Regions from separate parts of the Homo sapiens genome. Here region 1 is linked to region 2. Evidence: chromatin contacts called from ENCODE Hi-C or POLR2A ChIA-PET data. All regions are on one chromosome and are shown on one strand. Each heading gives the region's core, a stretch centred on a gene start or an enhancer-like site at or near the end of the contact. The rest is flanking DNA. Distances are from core to core; before and after follow the strand shown. Region 1 overlaps HIVEP2 (HIVEP zinc finger 2). Region 2 has its middle 170 kb from the start of ADGRG6.

Region 1 (4,144 bases), core at 14-2,513, 350 kb after region 2:
TCAAGACTAGCCTGGGCAACATTATGAAGCTTCGTCTCCACAAAAAATTAGCCAGGCGTGGTGGCATATGCCTGTAATCCCAGCTACTTGGGTGGGTGAGGCCTGGGAATCTCTTGAACCCAGGAGGTGGAGGATGCAGTGAGTCAAGATTGCACAACTGCATTCTAGCCTGGGGGACAGAGTAAAACTCTGTCAAAAAAAAAAAGAAAGAGAGAGAGACAAGAAAGAAAGAAAGAAAGAAAGAAAGAAAAGAAAGAAAGAAAAGAAAGAAAGAAAGAAAGAAAGAAAGAAAGAAAGAAAGAAAGAAAGAAAGAAAGAAAAAGAAAAGAAAAAGAAAAGAAAAAAAAAGCTTTTAAAACCCAGTCCATTAAAAAATGCCCAGGAACCAGGCAAGGTGGGTCAAGCCTGTAATCCCAACACTTTGGGCAGCCGAGACAGGAGGACTGCTTAAAGCCAGGAGTTCAAGATCAGCCAGGGAAATATAGCAAGAACCTGTCAGGAAGGAAGGACAGAAGAAAGGAAAGGAGGGAGGGAGGGAGGGAAAGAAGGGAGGCAGGGAAGAAGGGAGAGAGGGAGGGAGGGCGGGAAGGAGGGAAGGAAGGAAGGAAAAAATTAGCTGGGCATGGTGGTGTGCACCTGTAGTCCCAGCCACTTGGGAGGCTGAGGCAGGAGGGTTGCTTGAGCCCAGGATGCAATGAGCTATGATCACTCCACTGCTCTTCAGGCTGGGCAACAGAGTGAGACCCTGTCTCAAATTTTAAAAAAAGAAAAAAGGGGAAAAAAAGAAAAATGCTTGGGGTTCAAGGTCTATGTAAGAGATATGCAAAACTTCAAAAATGTTGCAAAATGTTGTGTCTATGTGCATTTTCCTGGGGAAAAGAGTCAGGAGCTTTTATGAATCTTAAAGGGGTTTATAAACCTCTACCCCAGAAAAGGCTATGAAGCAAGAATCTACAAACTTCTGCTAAGCTTTTTAATGTTTTCCAAAAGGAAAAATACTTTTGTAAATTTAAGTTTCACATACAAGGAAATCCATTTCATATATAACAGGGAAGAAGATTCATATATTCTACTATAAGGTAACAACTTGATAAGGAGACACCGAAGTGACCCTTTCCCATGTTTCTAATAACTATTCAGGATGTTAACAGTGAAAGGACCATTTAGAAAGCTAATTTCCTTTTCATCATGCTTGTTAAGTGTTTACTTTAATTCACATCCTGTGTGACCCTATGGGAAAATTTTTAACTAATACTGGGGAAAATCCCATAGGGTTACACAGGATGTGAACAGGGCCTGTACTGAACTACCTTCAGCTTGAAAAATAAAATTAGATAGGTGAGTTTCACTTTCTGTTTGTCATAAGTTCCACTTTCTGGCTCCCAAAGCTTAGATCCACAGTACATCCATGTCCGTGCAATAAAATCCCAAGATTCTCACTCTCTGTTAAAGGAAGGATTTCGGCGTGTTGTATAGCAAAATCCTTTCAGCAGAAAAATGCAAATCTGTGGTGCTAATCAAGGAGAGGCGGCTGGAGCACTCCCAAATGCTCCTCCATACCTGGGCTCACACACAGTTCAGCTGCCGTTTTCCATTTCCTGTGGGGAACATACATCATACCACTTCCCCTATAGAAAAAAGAAAGCAGCCCGATTTAATTGCTGATGGAAACATTGTCATACTTTCCACTGGCCAAGCTTGAAACTATTACTGATCTAACCTTCATTAATTTTTCCACAACAATTTGCAGAAATGTCAGGAAGCAGCTGTACGAAGACTGATTAATTGTCCTTATCACCACTACTTTACCAGGCTCGCTCTCTCTTCTCTCTCTCTCTCTCTCTCTCTCTGTATCCTCACCACCTCCCCTCCCTCTCTTCCAGTTTAAAAATATAATTGGGATTTTTCTGTTTTGGTTGGTATTGGTGGTGGTATATCATACTCTGAAATATCCAGATCTATTTTTGATGTCTTTCAATGGCCCAAACATTTTCAGATCTGGAGGAGACCCCATGAAGTTTGGGACAGCATCCACGAAGGAAAAGGTTGCTTCCTGCTGATTACTCAGTTATAGCTGTTTAAACAGACGTTCATGAATTCAAGTCTTACAGCAACACTGCATTTATTAGTCAATCACAGACGCTAAAATTCACTTCCGAAATGTGAATTAGAAAATCAAATGCCCTTTTTCTATTTTTTTTTCACTTTCTTTTCTCCCTCATCATTTTCATTTGAGCTATACCATCTGTCCCAGCCTATCAAATAATGTACTGTGCATGCCTGGCAAAAACAAGTGGAACAGTACACCTCATAACCCCATGTAGGCAACCACTGAGCATCTATAAAAGTGGTACATAACAGAATCTGGCCATCTGGGGATAACTAGTTATAGCAAGCTTAGCTTCTCAGCCAGCACTCAGATTTGCAGACTTTTAACTAGTTGGCAAAGCATCAACCAGTGTTCAAGAAGAGAAACACTAACAAACATTTTTTTTTTCAAAACACAAGAATTCAGATATAAATTTTCAAAGGTGTACTTGCCAATGTTGCTGACAAGAAGGCTTCAAAAGCAAAGATCAAGGCACTGTCATGTCCTTGAAATGGAGCCAGAGTCAATCCAAATCTAGCATTTTGCAGCATTACTAAACTTTTTGGGTATGAACATATTTTTCCTTCCCCATATTGCCTGAATATATACAAGCAAGGGATTAAAGCCGAACAGACTTTGAACCAAATGACATAGTACCTTTCAGAGACAGCTCCAGCAGACTGGGAAGAGTTCCTCCTAGGACTACATTTAAAAAAAAAAAAAATCCAAAGGCTCTTCATCCCAGATACACTCATTCGTAGTCTAACCCCGAACCAAAGAAAGACAGATTGGACAACTATGGCTTAAAGCATTAAAGTAATAACTGGACATGTAGCATAGTGGCCCAGATCATGGACCATGGAGCCAGAATACTTGCTTTCAGTCCCATCTCTGCCACTTGCCAGACATACAAATATTCAGGCAAGTTACCTAACCTCTCCGTGCCTCAGTCTTTTCATCCAGAAAATGGGGATACAAATAATATTGTTAACAGAATTATACAGCATTTAAAAATGGCACGAGGAAGTGAACTCTAAATGCTAGCTGTTAACTGTATATTTTTCTGTTGATATTTCAGGTATCTATTAGCCTAATAGTGAGGAGGAAATAATGTGACACGAGTTCCTAAATTAATTTAACAAAGCCCACTGGGTTGGCTGAAAGATTTCCCCTGATAATACTCACATTGCTTGAAACACCACCACCAAAACTAGGTCAAGCAATCAAGGCTAAATATTCTATTGTTTCTGTTGACTATCCCCTAGCTGTCACAGGACAGCATGCCTTGTGATGCCATGGGACATAGAGGCAGGCATGGCTGGAGATGACCACACCTCACCACCACCTCCAGGCCTGGAAAGCAGGGGTGGGGAGAAAGCCACCACAGACCAGCAAAGTGCAAACAAAGACAGAAGCTGGCTTGGACTTCGTCATAATCAAAGTACTCATCAAAGAAGCCAAAGGCACTCATTCCCTTGGCACTAAGACCAGGGTTGAGGTGCCAGGAGGCCACACAGTGCAGGAAAGACGCTACTTTTAATTCCGGCTCCACCATATGACCTTAAGTAACTCTCACACTCTAAAGCCTTAATCTGCAGTAAAACACAGGATTTCGTCTACATCAGACCTTTTGAGTCTTTTGGCTGCCATGACCTCCTTGGCAGTCTGATGAAGCCTGTGGGCTCATTCTTAGCAGAATGTTTTAAACTACACTGGATTACAAAGGAAACCAATTACCATGAATATAGGTATCTCAAAATAACTTTCAAAGCAAACTTGTTGATAGTAATATACATAATTCTTTATTAATAATTAAAAACAAGATATAGTGCAGGTCTAATATTCACCATAATTCGGAGTAGTCATAATCATAAAGACACTTTGAGATATGAATCACAATGGTAATGTGATATGAAACTGTCTGTGATTTCTATTGGTGACAACATCACTGACACTGCTGAAACTACTGTCATTTGTTGCTTACATGAATAATGAAGGAAGTGCTAAACTTCAGTTAGAGATTAATGAAACAGTTTTTTTCTCAACCAAATTTTC
Region 2 (3,924 bases), core at 400-2,899:
ACATGCAATCAACTGAAATTAAACCCTTATCTTAAACCATACATAAAAATTAACTAAAAATAGATTAAAGGCTTAAAACATAAGACATGAATTTTTAAAACTCCTAGAAGAAAACATAAAGGAAAAGCTTCATGACTTTGTCGTTATATTGACTTAACATATGTAGTCATAACAGTGAAGTTGAATTTTCAGAAACTTCACGCTGAAGCTATCATTGATGTGATTCATTTCAATTTACCCTGGTTTTTTAAGCATCTACTATATGCAATGATCTGGGCACTGCAGGGGATCCACTGCGGAATAGAATCAACCCCACACCTTAATAATGTCATGGTCTAGTGGTGAAAGCAGGTAATGACAATACAAGGTGATTAGAACCATAATATCAAGGAGCTTTGGATATGATATTTGATGGTATTAAGGCATTATTAATTTTGTGATGTGTGATAATAGCATGGTGATTATGTTAAAACAACCCTTATTGATTAAAGACTCAATTCATTTTCTATTGCCACCATAACAAATTACCACAAAACTGACGACTTAGAACAGCACAAATTTATTCTCCTAAAGTTCTGAAAGTCGGAAGTTTGAAAGAAGTCTCATAGGTCTAAAATAAAGACATCCACATGGCTGGTCCTTCTAGAGGCTCCAGGTGTGAATCCATCCTTGGCCACTTCCAGCTCCTGGAAGCTGTGGCCAAGATTCCTTGACTGGTGACCACATCATTCCAGTCTATTTCCATTGCAAGTGTCACATTGCAGGTCTCTGATTTTGGTCTGCCTGCCCCTTCTTCTAAGGATCCTTGCGATTACATGGGTCTCTCCTAAATCACATCTAGGATGATCCCCCATCTTAAAGTCTTTAATCACATCTGCTGATGGGTTATATAAGGTCTCCTCTTCACAGGTACTTTATCTTAGATGGGGGGTGTTGGGAGGACACTTTTTTTTTTTTTTTGAGACGGAGTCTCATTTTGTCGCCAGGCTGGAGTGCAGTGGTGCAATCTCGGCTCACTGCAAACTCTGCCTCCCGGGTTCAAGCGATTCTCCTGTCTCTCAGCCTCCCGAGTAGCTGGGACTACAGGTGTGCGCCACCACGCCCGGCTAATTTTTGTATTTTTAGTAGAGACGGGGTTTCACCACGTTGGCCAGGATGGTCTCGATCTCTTGACCTCGTGATCCTCCCGCCTCGGCCTCCCAAAGTGCTGGGATTACAAGCGTGAGCCACTACGCCCAGCTGGGAGGACACTTTTTGAACAGGAAAGCAGAAATGCTTATCAGATGTAATGGTTTTCGAAGTTATTGCCTTAGAGTTTCTCTAGAACAATCCATATTTTATAGGACACAATTGTAGCCCAGAGGAAAATCTCACTTTGTAGCAACGTATCTTGGCTTCTAAGAAAAAAAAAAAGGCCCACAAGGGTTTATTTTAAAATATGGTGAGGGAAATCTTGCTTTTGAAGAACCAGGCCTATAGCTAGTGGACCTGGCATTTTCCCAGGGTTTCTGGACTCTCACAAGCTCACAGTTCATAAGTTCTCTGAGGAAGGATTTCCACCTCGCCATAGGCCCAGCCGTCTCCCCTTCCCTCTAGCTGAGGACCGGAGTGTCCGCAGGGCGGCGCCCAGCGCCGGGGTTTGGTTCCTTTTACCTCCCGGTGCCTCTGTTCCTTAGCTTCCAGCCTTTCTTCTCCCTGGCTTGCTTGGCTTTCTCAGGTGAGGGTACATATTTCTTTTGTCATTTTGCACAGAAAATGTAAACGTTTCCTACTCTAAAAAGATCACCTTTAAAATTTGCTTATAACAACAATAAGATATTCCCACAATTTTTTTTCTCTAAATGCTATTACTGCAATATAAAAACAAAAAAGGAACAAGTTCCTGAAGGATTTCATTTTCACGGATGCAACTGTAATTATTCATGTGACCAGAAGATGGCAGTACAGCATTAATAACAGTGGCGCATCCCTTAGAACAAAATGGCTTATTCAATTTTTTGGAGCTTGGTAGACCTAGCTACTAAACAAATATTAACGGATCTGCTACTAAGTGCAAGGGTCTTCTGGGTTGCATTAGTTAATAAAAGAGACAAAAGCTGCTCTAATGGAGGGTGCTAAACTAAACTTGCAAGCACAATTAAGAAGAGAGAATTGTCCCAGTCTTGTCTTTTAAAATTTCATCTCACTGCTCCTCATTCATTGAAAGTCACATTTCTGAGAGAAAATATTATAGCAAAAGGAAGGAAGGAAAACAAAATACAACAAAATTCTCTTATAAATGAAGATACTTTAAAAAGGCAAAGTGACTTGCCCAAACACACTGGTAATGATTAGCTCCAAGTCTGTTGACCAATATTTTCTCTATCCGTGGTACCACACTGATTCTCGAAATCACAAATTCAGGGATTAAGAATGCCAGTCCTTGCCCCATCACTGACCCCTTTGTGGGATCTTAAGCAAATTATTTAATTACTTTTATGTAAAAAGTAAGGCATTGGACTAGGTAAGTTCAAGCATTTTTACCAAGGGAATGTTTTTTCCTTTTTTTCTTTTTAAGACTCTTATTCAGAAGTTCAAAACCTAAAATAATAAAGGAAAATGCTAGAGTTGAAAGAGACGTTTTCCTCTTGAGTTTCCTCCTTTCTCCCCTAGAATCTTAGGTTTCCTCAGAGCACAGTTTGTAAACTATCAGACTGGGTGATCTTGTAAACACCTTTCAGCTCTGAATATTCATTATCCCTCAAGTTCATTGAATTAATTGTGAGATAGCAATACCCTCAAAAGTGATTACTGTTTGGTAAAAAACAAAAGCAACAACAACCAAAAAAAAACTAAATCCTGAAGATGATGACAAACTGGAATAGTCAATTGTTAAGAACAAAGAGAAACTGACTTTTAAAGCATTTTCAATATTTTTCAACACGATGCCTCTGAATAATGACATTATCTTCATGCTTTACAGGGCCCTTAAACACACTCAGCCAGGTTTCCGCTGTGAACATCCTCTGGCACATGCTCTCAGAAATGAGAAGGTTGCCTGTGGAGAACGCTGTGGCTCCCCTGCATTTAGGCAACAGACTTTTGGCTGTAGTAAGTGCCAAAAGCCAGAGGTGGTATGGCTTATGCTGCACCATGGTGTATTGGGCCAAAGAGCTCTGGAAAACCGTTCAACCACATGGCCATCAGCAGTGATGGGAAGGGCAACTTAAGGTCAAAGGACTATGGGAGGGTGTCTAAGATGGGCCTTAGAATTAGTCTTCCTGGGTTTGCAACAGAGCTCCAACACTTTTGACAAGTTACTTTGGTTTCTAAATTTTAATTTTGGTTAATAACATTACTTCCTAGGAATGAGAAGACCTCATAGGGCAAATAATAGCAGTGTATGAACACCAAGTAAAAGTTTCTGTTTTCTTTCACAGGATTCCTGCAAATATCTCCAGGCTGGGTTCCTCATCGGTCCTCCACCTTTCAATCCATCCTCCACACAACAGACTGAATGACCTTTAAAAGATATGTCAGATCTCATCGCTGCACTTTTAAACCTTTCAATGACTCTCTCTTGCACTTCCAAGAAAATTCACATTCCTCACACTGACCTACAGCCACTGCATGATCTTCCTTGTCCACTCTCTGACTTTATTTGGCACTCGATGACCATATTCCAGCTGCACTGGCCTTCTGACAGTTCCTGGAATAGCCCAAAACTTTTCCAGTCTTTAGAACTCTTGTGTGTACTTTTTTCCCTTTCCCAGAACACACTGTCATTTCCTAAAGTCTCAGCTAAAATATTTCTCATCAGACAGGTCTTCTCTGACCACCCTGTCTAAAGTATCAACAATAAAGTAAACCTTATTCTTTAGCATAGGGGTTGGAAATGTTTGACCTGTAGGCCAAACTGGCCCACCATGTTGTTTTTATATATAA

What was found. A loop is a pair of places that touch in the nucleus more often than their neighbours do. ChIA-PET counts read pairs that join two places held with the same protein, here RNA polymerase II (POLR2A). Pooled maps may share reads with other maps.
Region 1: a pooled map shows a loop between it and region 2 (3-fold over the local background). The contact joins two enhancer-like sites. A Hi-C loop is called at or near these places in 1 of 168 maps with a recorded cell type or tissue (K562) and 3 of 50 pooled maps. POLR2A ChIA-PET finds 5 or more read pairs at or near these places in 3 of 52 experiments (AG04450, HEK293 and naive thymus-derived CD4-positive, alpha-beta T cell).

The regions. Positions count from the first base shown.
Region 1 is chr6:142,818,473-142,822,616 of GRCh38, forward strand. All of the region lies in intron 2 of HIVEP2 (HIVEP zinc finger 2), which reads right to left. Among named protein-coding and RNA genes, the nearest start is that of HIVEP2, 120 kb to the right of the region's middle. RefSeq lists an enhancer at 1,234-1,703. Within about 2 kb of position 1,264, at least 10 of the 41 ENCODE cell types and tissues checked have a DNase peak (open chromatin) inside an H3K27ac peak, as active enhancers do.
Region 2 is chr6:142,472,987-142,476,910 of GRCh38, forward strand. No RefSeq gene overlaps it. Among named protein-coding and RNA genes, the nearest start is that of ADGRG6, 170 kb to the left of the region's middle. Within about 2 kb of position 1,650, at least 3 of the 41 ENCODE cell types and tissues checked have a DNase peak (open chromatin) inside an H3K27ac peak, as active enhancers do.